Regions from separate parts of the Homo sapiens genome. Here regions 2 and 3 are each linked to region 1. A link is a contact called in ENCODE Hi-C or POLR2A ChIA-PET data. All regions are on one chromosome and are shown on one strand. Each heading gives the region's core, a stretch centred on a gene start or an enhancer-like site at or near the end of the contact. The rest is flanking DNA. Distances are from core to core; before and after follow the strand shown.

Region 1 (3,516 bases), core at 327-2,826:
AGACTAAGCAGGATTTTTATAAGCAAACTTACAGAAGCAAAACAAAGGCAGTTAATCATATAATGACAGGTCACATAATCTATAGCATAACTGATGACTTGGCATAACTTGTGGCCTTGCATAGCTGGTGGCCTTGTAGCTGCGTTGAAAGAAAAAACCAAGAACTGGCTAAACACAGATATTTGTCCTCTTTTTTTTTTTTCTTCACCCCTGCTCTGGAAGGGGGGTGTCTGGAGCCTATTCCTTTGGATTCGACTTCTCAAACAGAACAGCGTTATCTTATAACTGTCCTTAAAGTGAGCTTGCTAAGCAAAAGAAAACTTGTTCTTCTTTTCTTTTTAACCCTTGCCTTGCCACATTCTGGGCCTTGGCTTTTTCTTTTCTTGGAGTGAATGAATGCAGTACTTATTACTATTTTTAAATTTCTGCCTCACTTTAATAATGATAAAAGGCTGAATTTTTGCCAACTTGTCCATCTGTGACCACGTCGTGCTAAAGCACACTTGACACACCATAGAGCCTCAGATCAAACCTCAAAACCAAGCAGCTATGTTAAAAATAACATTGCCCTACAATCATTATCGGAAGGTTCTCGCCCAGAGTAGTTCCCAGGCTGCTATTCTTTGTCCCCCTTAAGACCATAAAGACGCCGTTCTTTTTTGGTGGGACAGGTTGTCCAACACAAGCAGGACACTGCCTGCCGCATCCTGAAGCAACACTGTCACCGAGGTCACACCGAGAGGACAGGACAAGGACACAGGGCAAGACTAAGAAGAGCAAAGCGCAGACTTCTCTCATCTGGGCCAGGAGATGGGGACTGGGACCTGGCCCGGGCAGCCTGACCACACTGCACAGACCCCGGCTCCGGCTCCGTGCAGATCTGGGTTCCCCCAGTGGGAGGTGTCGGGGCTCTCCAGGGAAATCGGGGTTCTCCGGGGATGTCGGGTTCCTTCAGGGGGGCCAGGGTTCCCCGGGATTCGGGGTTCTCTGGGGGGGGGGTCGGGGGCGCCTGCCGCGCACCCACCTTGACGCGCTTTCAGCAGCAGCGAGTTGGCCACGATGTTCTCGAGCTCCATGTCCTGGCGCCGCCGCCGCCGGCGGATTCTGCGAGACCGAGGAGACTGAGGAGGCGGAACAGGAGGAGACGCCGCCGCCCCCGTGCATAGCTCGCCGGGCACCACCCTCTCCTCGAGCTCCGGACACGATCCCGGGAGGCTGCTCCGCCGCCACCACTGCCACCAAGGGCGCCGCCGCCGCCGCCTCCGCAGGCCCTCACCAGCAGGGGAGCGGTCGGGGCGAGGGGAGGGGGCAGCCCGACCGCGGCGGGTCCCAGCTGTCACCGCTGCCGCGCTATCGCCCCGGTTCTTCTTGGCCCCATCGCCCTCGCCTCGCGCGCGCAACTCCCTCCTCAGTGCCCTGCCCCCGGGCAGCCCCGAGTCAATGCCGTGGCTCACTTCGGACAGGGGCTCACTGGCAGGGGCGCCCGCCGCGGCCGGCGACCCGCTCCCGGGCGGGCTCGGCGCTAACGGCTTAGCTGAAGAGGGAGCGCCCCTCGCCGCCGCGGCCGGGGCACTACAGCTCCCAGAAGGCCCTGCGCCAAGAGTACACGGCGGGCCGCGGCGCGTGGCCTGCTGGGAGTTGTAGTCGCTGAGCCTATCGGCGAGTAAGCCGAGCCTGCGGGCGCGGTGTTTACTTCTCGCGAGTCGGAGGTGCTGCGCTGTTCTCGCGAGACGAGGAAGCGGTTCCGCGGCCCGGCACGTGTCTTAGGGTAGCGCGCGCCTGTCTCTCTTCGGGTCTCGGGCCCTTGGGCGCAGCGGGGCGCGCGCCATGGCGAAGGCGAAGAAGGTCGGGGCGCGAAGGAAGGCCTCCGGGGCGCCGGCGGGAGCGCGAGGGGGCCCGGCGAAGGCCAACTCCAATCCGTTCGAGGTGAAAGTTAACAGGCAGAAGTTCCAGATCCTGGGCCGGAAGACGCGCCACGACGTGGGACTGCCCGGGGTGTCTCGCGCACGGGCCCTCAGGAAGGTAAGCGGGGGGCGCACGGGGAGCCGGAAGGCAGGATCTGGACCCCACGCTGCTCTCGGCCGGCTGCGTCCTTCTCGGTGCGTCGGTTTCCTCGTTGAGCGGCACAGGCCGTGACAGGCACACGGCACTGACTTGATAGTCCGAAAGCCTCTGCTGTTCTCTGAGCTGGAGTGACCTGGAAACTCTCGCCGTCTTGGAGACCCTGCACTCGTGTTATTTCGGCGACTCCTCCAACCGGGTCAGGCCGAGTCAGTCACTTCGGGCGGCGCCCTGGACCAAGCTGCTTGTTAACCCTTCCGCGTTTACTTTGAGCTCTGCAGGTTTGGGGACGGTGGATAGGGGCTGTGTAGGATGCTGCGTTTGATGTTTCATCGGCTCTCTCCCGAAGCGCGTAACCTTGTTCCTTGGGAAGTAACTCTATGGAAACTCATTGCTTCCTAGTTTTTTTAACTTTTTTTTTTTTAAATTTTCACTGAGGAACATACATTAGCAGGTTGGTGAAAAAATTAAGGCACAGAAAGGACAAGTGCATTTCCTAAGGTCACGCACCTGGTAAGGGCTGGGCATGCATTCACATTTCAATATCTACAAAGCCTTCTTGCTACCCCGAGCGCTTCTGTTTGACCTCGCTTCTAGGTTCGGGGAGATAAAGGTAAATAAGACTTGCCCTTGCCTTCATGAGCTCCTGATCTCTGTTCATCACAGTGTGCAAGCTGGATGGTCTTTGAATCAAAACACATATTATCCTTACTGCGCGAAGACGACAGCCTGTATAATGAATAGGCAAGATAGACTTACAGCTGACTTCGATAGGAGTCCCTCATTACACACCCCCGGGCCGGGGTGGGAGAATAAGGTAGTGTGGTTCCCTAGAAGAGACACATTTGTCTTCACCACTGAAGCCTCAGTTTTCTCATTTCAAAAGTAGAGATGATAGTATACATCCTACCCCTCGTGGTGGTTTGTGAGAATTAAGTAAGATAGCACATAGAGCACACAGCAAGTGTTCTCTAAATACTGTTATTCTTAACCTTCTTGGCTTGTCGTTCGAGTCCCGCACAGTCTGGCTGTTGTCCTTGCTTCGCCTCTTGCAACTCAGTTTGTCCAAAAGGTCTGCCTTACCTCCGAAAGTCTCTAAAGGGCCAGCTCAGGTTCACCACCCAAGCTATGTAACCCAAATAGGACAGGTTGCTCAAACTTCTGGTATTGAGCAGATCCACCTCCCTGCCCTGTGCTGAAGGCCTGGGACGGGGACGGGAATTGCTGCTCCTTTTTGGATCTCCAATGCTTGGCCCTTGGAAGAAACACAAATATTTGAAGAAATCAAAGATGGAACCTGAGTGCCTTAGGAGATCCCGGTCAGGAAAAAGTGTAATAGTTAGGAAAGTCCAAAAATTCTTCTAGAGGGAGTTACAGTCAAGTTTTGCAAGGGGAGTGAGCTGTTCATGGGCCCAGGGTGGGCAGAGGACACACATGCAAAGGCACATTGTCCCG
Region 2 (3,516 bases), core at 715-3,214, 430 kb before region 1:
TTATCAACTAATTCTATGTAAGTACTGATGGTTCTACTCTCAAGCTTTTCCCTTTCTCTTTCAAAATTGTATAGAATACAAATTTTGGCATTTGCCAAAAATATCAACAATTATACTTTATATTTTAAAGAGGAATGCAGTTTAAAGTCCCCCAAGTTAATCCGGCAATTACGGTAACCCTCCCCCATCAGGCAGCCGTTTGTGACAGCTCCCCAGGCCTCAGTGCCTGTTCGCTAACAAGGACCGGCGAGATGAAGACACAAGGCTAGGAGAGAGAAAGTGACTTGCCCCAAGAGATCGGCCTGTCAGCTGTGGAGCTGCAGGTGGAGCCCGAATCTTCCGCCATGGCCAGGTCTGAGCTCCAAAGGCCCGCGTGTTGGGTGAAGGCACTGGAAGAGCCTGGCAGGCGCGCAGAGCAGCCCAGGAGGAGGCGGCGGCAGTGGGTCCACCCCGCAACACCAGTCACACAGGAGTTTCTGCTTCTGTGCTTGTGTGTGCTTTTTGAGAAGGTTTCACGACTAAAAGGAAAATCACTGAAAGCCACTGTCCCCGCCCAAGCCTCGCCCTGACGCTCTGGCTGATGTCTGCTGAACACCCGATCATTCACTCAACAGACAGCTCTCGTGCCAGCCGCTGTGCCGGGTGCCGGGACAACTCTGACCTGCCACGTGGAGGTCACACCAGCTGGGGGGACAAAAGCACCAACACAGATGAATAATTAAAATGATGGAAGCTGCCCCTAGCACGGGCAGGAAATTGACAGTGGCCATCGCTCAGGATGGGGGCAGGTGGTCAGGAAGGGAAGAGGGAAACCGCATGTGCCTGAGGCACCATTGGAGACCAGGGTGGGACGCAGGATGGTTGGGGGAACAGGGGCTCTGAGCTGGTGGAGGGGTCCAGTGCAGGGGCTGGGCAGATCACTGCTGCTGCTGTGGGGGCAACCACCAGCGTTCAGGAGAAGGGAGCGGGAGGATGGCTGCAGAGACAGGGCCAAGACTGAGGTCTGCATGGAGGACGAGTAGGGGGGCAGCTGAGTGGACAGAGTGGGGTCAGGGCAGAGCTGAGGCACAAGGCATGAGGAGGACATGGGGATGGAGGACTGCGACTAGTACGTGTCGGGGGTCCCCAGGGTGAGGCTGCGAGAACGGAGTGTTTGAGAAGCAGCTGGAGCACCGGGGTCATGTATGTGGGGTGTCATGTGGACCTGCCACCGTCCCCCAAAGCCAGAGCCGCACAGTTCCCCGGCTTTCCTGCTGGCACAGACGCCGTACGCAGGAGGAGGTGGGCGCTCTGGGAGCTCCCCGATAGTCTCCACACCCCGACTTCAGAAGGTGAGGTGGTCACAGCGGGAACATCCACCTGTGGAGGCTGCAGTGGGTGAGGGGATTCTGGCAGGCCTCTTGGCACAGAGCTTGACCAACGGAGGAAGCCACAAGAACGGGCTTCTGTGCGGCCGCGGCTCCAGCTCTGTGCAGAGCCAGACCAGGAGAGGTGAGAGGTTCCTTTTTCCAGGAGCAACCGGGCATCTTCCTTTTCTCATTTCTTCACAACGCCCCATCTCCCTCCAGCTCGACCTCACACTTCTGTCTGAATAACTTCCCACAAGGCAGACCATTCCCCTGCTAAGCCTCTCTATAATGCTAGAATGTGCTTCCTTCTCTCCAGCTGGAATCTGCTCCCTGCCCCCACCCACAGCCCTGCCGTGCCCCCCAGAGACCAGCTGTAACCCTTTTTCCCGAGGGCACTCTTTGGCTACAAACGGGTGGCCATTATCAGCCCCTTTCTTCTGAAAAAGTGAAAAAACACACTCCAACTTGACAAAGATTGCCAAAATAGCATAGTCCAACTTCCTTAAAACCGAGCCACAAAACTAAAACTCTCCAGCGAGAGCCTAAGCTATAAAAGCACGATACGCGTCACAGAATGAAACCGTGGCATGAACACGAACTCTCTCACTGGCACGGCTCGTTGAACACAAAATATTTCTAAGTGAGTGATCTATTAATCACCAAAACTAGACAGGATGACCAGGCAGAGACAGCCCAGCTGAGCAGATTGCTCCCCAAGCCAACTCCTCAGTCCCTCCTTGGAACTCGGGGAGCATTTTTCCCATAAAAACACTGGGGTGCTGGAGTTCCCAGGCCCACCTCAGTGCACTGAGTCTCCCACTGACCACAGCCTATAAAAAGATCTCTGTGTGGAAACACAGCCAGAGTTTCCCTGGGACCACCCCCCCACCCCGACCCCGCCCAGGCTCCTGTCACTGCCGTGGAGGGCAGGGTGTGGGGGAGGGGGCCTCTTTCTGCCTGAGGCACCAGAAGGGGCAGCAGGGGCTGCAGGCGCTGGAGGGTCCAGGGCTGGAGCGGGGGACTCTCCAGGACCATGGGGCTGGGCGTGTGGAGGCCCAGGGCTGGGGGGTGGGTGGGAGCCAGGGTGGAGGGGCCTCTCAGCCAGGGCTTTCCCCTGCAGGCCTGAGTCTGGCCATCTCACCTGCAGACTACTGTGAGCTGCTGGATCTCCCCACTCTGCCTCGGTGCCCTACATCTAACAACGGCAGAATGTGACACCGATCTAGAGCTCATGTGCACATTAAACAAGATAACTGGCTCTTTTTACTCTTATAAGCAAAGAAACTGAAGATGGAAAAATAACAAAAACACAAAAAGGAACTAAATAAACATCCAGCCCGCCCACTGCGGTTCCTGAAATTCAGGGTGTGCTGATGACTGTCTCCTCCCTCCCGTCTCCTCCTCCCTCCCGTCTCCTCCTCCCTCCCGTCTCCTCCTCCCTCCCGTCTCCTCCTCTGTGACTGGGGCTCTCCATGGAGGGACGGGCCTGTCCCAGTGGCCCCAGGGTCTGACACTGGGAAAAGAAGGAGGAGCAGGGGGTGGAAAGCCCTAGCACCAGGGGATCTCTGCGTGGCCAGGATACACTTCCTCAGAGGGACACACAGAGCCAGCGTGGCGAGGAGCCAGGACACACTTCCTCAGAGGGACACACAGAGCCAGCACGGCGAGGAGCTAGAGACTTCCCACCCTTGGGAGGTGCAGGTTTTTAAACAACTGTAAAATGGACACATAACACAACTCTGGGTTCCTGCATCTATTGCTGACAGAAGCAATCTTTTGGAGGCAAATAAAACTTATTATATATGGTGAAACTAAACATATTAGGCAAATCTTTCATGTATAAATTGCCTGCAAGAAATGAATGTCTTCTGCCAGAAAGGAGAAGTGAGAACACGGCAGAAAGAGAAAGCATGAACAGATCATTCAAAACACCGGTCACTTTATCCTGGATTTGGTTCCGGGTCCTGTTTCTTTTCATTAAGGAAGTTTATCCTCCCTCCACCTTAAGACTGATTAAATGACATGATTTTCATTGTACATAAAATAGGAAATAGAATTCCTTTTATTCTACAAAATACATCTCCACCACACGAGTGTCGGGATCCCTCTGGTCTCGGCTTCAGGTGCCAGTGCGTGTGTAACCCAAGATATGCTCCTCCTCCTACAG
Region 3 (3,516 bases), core at 320-2,819, 360 kb after region 1:
GAAGAGACAGGGCTGGACCAGCATAACCAAAAAAAGTTCAGGGCCTTTGCCTGAGAGCCACGGAAGAGCCACAGTGCCAAGTCCGGGAACTCAGGCTCCTAGGAGTGAGGTCGGGGAGACGTGATAAACCTAACAGGAATGGAATCCATGGACTGATAGGGATGGATGAGGTCAAAGAACTATGGCAGGTCAGGCGCAGTGGCTCACGCCTGTAATCCCAGCACTTTGGGAGGCCAAGGTAGGTAGATCATTTGAGGCCAGGAGTTTGAGACCAGCTTGGCCATCATCACGAAACCCTGTCTCTACTAAATACAAAGATCAGCCAGGTGTGGTGTTGCGCGCCTATAGTCCCCGGTACTCGGGAGGCTGAGGCATGAGAATCACCTGAACCCAGGAGGCAGAGGTTGCAGTGAGCCAACATCGCACCACTGCATTCCAGCCTGGTGACAGAGCGAGACTGTGTCTCTAAAAAAAAAAAAAAATTAGCCAGGTGTGATGGCGCATGCCTATAGTCCCAGCTACTCGGGAGGCTGAGGCACGATAGTCTCTTGAACCCAGGAAGTGAGGTTGTAGTGAGCTGAGATTGCACCACTGCACTCCAGCCTGGGCAACAGAGCAAGACTCTGTCTCAAAAAAAAAAAAAAACTATGGCAAGAGAAGACAAGCAAGTGAGCTACAAAGACAGACAATGATCAAGATGAAAGTTTGAAATGGAGATTTCTTAGGTTTCCAGGCACGACTATGTCTAGGACGTGATGCTAGGATGGGTCAATCTTGGAAGAAGAGGTCTCCAGAGAAATTTGCAACGTGCAACTGTCAGGCAAGATGTTAAGATAAATTCCCACCAATATTCTCCTACAACTGCTGATAACAGAATGCTTATCTAGAAGACAGCAATTCAGCCCCACTTCCCCTCTGGATGCAGAAAGCTGCAGGAGAGCCGTGCACTCTGAGCCCTGACCAGAGCCCTGACCAGAGACAGAGCAGGACAATTGATAAAATCCTATCTCTGGGCCATCAGAGAGCCGAAGTGACCAGGCTGCCGGAGGGAACTACACAACAAAGTGCAGCAGCCCCTCCAGGGAGAAGGGGACACACTTACTGTTTCACCTTTGACAGAGGAAGGAAAGTGGAAGGAGGCCATAAAAGTGGTTAGAAAAAAAAAAAACAGTTTAACTTTAAACAAATTCTGAAAGGTTGAGAGTGTCAAGTGTGGGAGTCTAACCCCTGGAAAGCCCCAAAACGAATGTTCCCACTCATTCCCAGGAGACCTGCACCCAAGTCTCCAGCTAATCCACTAGCAGAGAGGAAGGAAACATGCCTTTCTCCTTGTCCTGGAGAAAGGCGTGTGCCACACACAGGCCAGGACCAGCACAAGACACGGGGCCGGTCAGACCCCTGCAGATACAAGGCAGAGTCTGGCTGCCACCGGGCAGAGGTGGGCTCGCTGGGAAAGCTGCCCCCAAGGCCGTGAGCACAGAGCTGCCCAAGAGTCAGGCTAGAGGGGGGAACTGAGAAGATGCCACCATCGGAGACCTTGCCAAGGAGGAAGTAGAGAGAGACTCCCCTCTACAGGCCCACACGAGCACGCACAGTGCTAGAGACAGCCCAGCTGAGGCCAAATGCACTGACCTGGCCTCCCAGGTGCACAACAGGACACAGGAAACAACCTCAGCCTGATGCTCTCTGCACACTGTCTGGCATTTGACCAAACAGAACAAGAGAAACAGAAAGCAAGAACCAATAACGTTTAAGGAAGAGATGATAATACCAATTCTAACACAGTCTTCCAGAAAGGAGAAGAAACAGGAACACATTCTAACTCATTTTATGAGACCCCGAAGGCCACTGTAAGACAAGAGGCCTACAGACAGCCTTCATGAGCACAGATGCAAAAATCATTAACATAACTTTAGCAAATCAATCCAGCAACACATAAAAAGGATGTCCACAGAAGAAAAATAATGTTCATAGCAGCTTTTTTCAAAATAGCCCAAACGTGGGAACAACACAAACATCCATCAATTAATTGGTGAATGCATAAATTGGTTTATCTGTAAAATTACTCAATAAAAAAGAGAAACTACGGATGCATGCAACATTTTGGGTAACTCTCAAAAGCATTATGCAAGTTACAGAAGTATATGTGACACTCTGGAAAAAGCAAAACTGTAGGAACAAAAATCAGGTCAGGCCAGGCGCGGTGGCTCATGCCTATAATCCCAGCACTATGGAAGGCAGAGGCGGGCGGATCACGATCGAGACCATAATGGCCAACATGGTGAAACCCCATCTCTACCAAAAATACAAAAATTAGCTGGGCATGGTGGCGCGTGCCTGTAGTCCCAGCTACTGGGGAGGCTGAGGCAGAAGAATTGCTTGAACCCGGGAGGCGGAGGTTGCAGTGAGCCAAGATTGTGCCACTGCACTCCAGCCTGGGTGACAGAGCGAGACTCTGTCTCAAAAAAAAAAATTCAGGTGAGTGGTTACCAGAGGCTAGGACGGGGGAAGGGAAGTGACTACCAAGGGGAACAAGGGGATTTTATGGGGTGATGCAAATGTTCTGTAGCTTAGCTGTGGTAGTGAACATTTTTTAAGTAAAAAAAGAGTGAATCTTAATGGAAGGTAAATCATGTTATTTTTTTAAAGGCCAGCTCCAACAAAGAGGCTGACCTACAAAGCAACAGCTGGTCCGAATCCACAAACACAGGCCAACACTACACCTCTGCTGTTCCCAAGGTCACTGTTTCTGGTGAGGAGAGAATGGCTCATCTGACAAACTATCCATTACCAAGACAAGCCGGGGGCTGGGAAATGAGATCCTCCTCCAACGCAGGCAAGACGCACTGCAGGGAACCATAGGCACTTCCGCTGGCCTCTGGACCAGGGCAAACAGCAGAAGCCTGTTCCCAAGGGCAGAGGCAGGCTAAAATACAAGAGCAGGGCTGGAGTCGGAAGAAGAGCTGATAAAGTTTAATGAGAAAACAAACCAACCACCACAAAAAGCAAAGAAAATGGTATTGGTAAAAAAACAAACAAAAAAACCACACAAAGAAAACCATAAAAATAGCTGTCTTTGTAGAGTTTATATTCTAATGAAGAAGAAAGCAAACCAAATGAGTAAGTAAAATACATAGTATGTTAGAAATAAGTGCTAGGAAGAGAATTACAGCAGGAAAGCGGGACATGCGGGAGGGGCCGAGTGAGAAAGTAATTCTGACAATGAGACCCCAAGGATAGAAACTGGCCCTGGAGATGGGGCTTGCCTCCAAGGCCAGTAAAGATGGAAACCCACACCAGGCAGTGGGGATGCGCTCTTCAGATTGTCACCAGGACTCCCCCAAGGCAGTTCTGCAGGAGAAAACAGAGGAGCAGGGAATGCACACGTTTCCTGGCTGCACATAGCAAGGTATCAGAAGGAAGAGAAGAGCTCAGAAAATAATTAGCCGCTTTCAAGCAGAAATCAAAGGGCACAGAAGAGGCCTAGAATGTGGGGTCTCAAATAGTTGCAAAAGC

The links. Hi-C counts contacts between places; a loop is a spot of excess contacts on that map. ChIA-PET counts read pairs that join two places held with the same protein, here RNA polymerase II (POLR2A). Pooled maps may share reads with other maps.
Region 2: a loop to region 1 is called in a pooled map, with 9 times the contacts of the local background. The contact joins the enhancer-like site here to the promoter of GRK4 in region 1. A Hi-C loop is called at or near these places in 2 of 37 single-sample maps with no recorded cell type and 4 of 50 pooled maps. POLR2A ChIA-PET finds 5 or more read pairs at or near these places in 1 of 52 experiments (activated T-cell).
Region 3: a loop to region 1 is called in a map of B cell, with 4 times the contacts of the local background. The contact joins the enhancer-like site here to the promoter of GRK4 in region 1. A Hi-C loop is called at or near these places in 1 of 168 maps with a recorded cell type or tissue (B cell), 1 of 37 single-sample maps with no recorded cell type and 3 of 50 pooled maps.

The regions. Positions count from the first base shown.
Region 1 is chr4:2,961,631-2,965,146 of GRCh38, reverse strand. GRK4 (G protein-coupled receptor kinase 4) reads right to left here and starts at 1,576. Exons shown (of 16, transcript NM_182982.3): 1 at 1,025-1,576. The coding sequence starts at 1,076. NOP14 (NOP14 nucleolar protein) reads left to right here and starts at 1,741. Exons shown (of 18, transcript NM_001291978.2): 1 at 1,741-2,022. The coding sequence starts at 1,828. RefSeq lists silencers at 904-953, 1,124-1,553 and enhancers at 1,016-1,549, 1,550-2,083, 3,114-3,183.
Region 2 is chr4:3,387,484-3,390,999 of GRCh38, reverse strand. All of the region lies in intron 4 of RGS12 (regulator of G protein signaling 12), which reads right to left. Among named protein-coding and RNA genes, the nearest start is that of HGFAC, 53 kb to the left of the region's middle. RefSeq lists enhancers at 1,931-2,080, 2,771-3,040. Within about 2 kb of position 1,964, at least 14 of the 41 ENCODE cell types and tissues checked have a DNase peak (open chromatin) inside an H3K27ac peak, as active enhancers do.
Region 3 is chr4:2,596,869-2,600,384 of GRCh38, reverse strand. All of the region lies in intron 2 of FAM193A (family with sequence similarity 193 member A), which reads right to left. Among named protein-coding and RNA genes, the nearest start is that of FAM193A, 62 kb to the right of the region's middle. RefSeq lists enhancers at 1,778-2,730, 2,731-3,516. Within about 2 kb of position 1,569, at least 15 of the 41 ENCODE cell types and tissues checked have a DNase peak (open chromatin) inside an H3K27ac peak, as active enhancers do; they include B cell, where a contact is called at or near this core.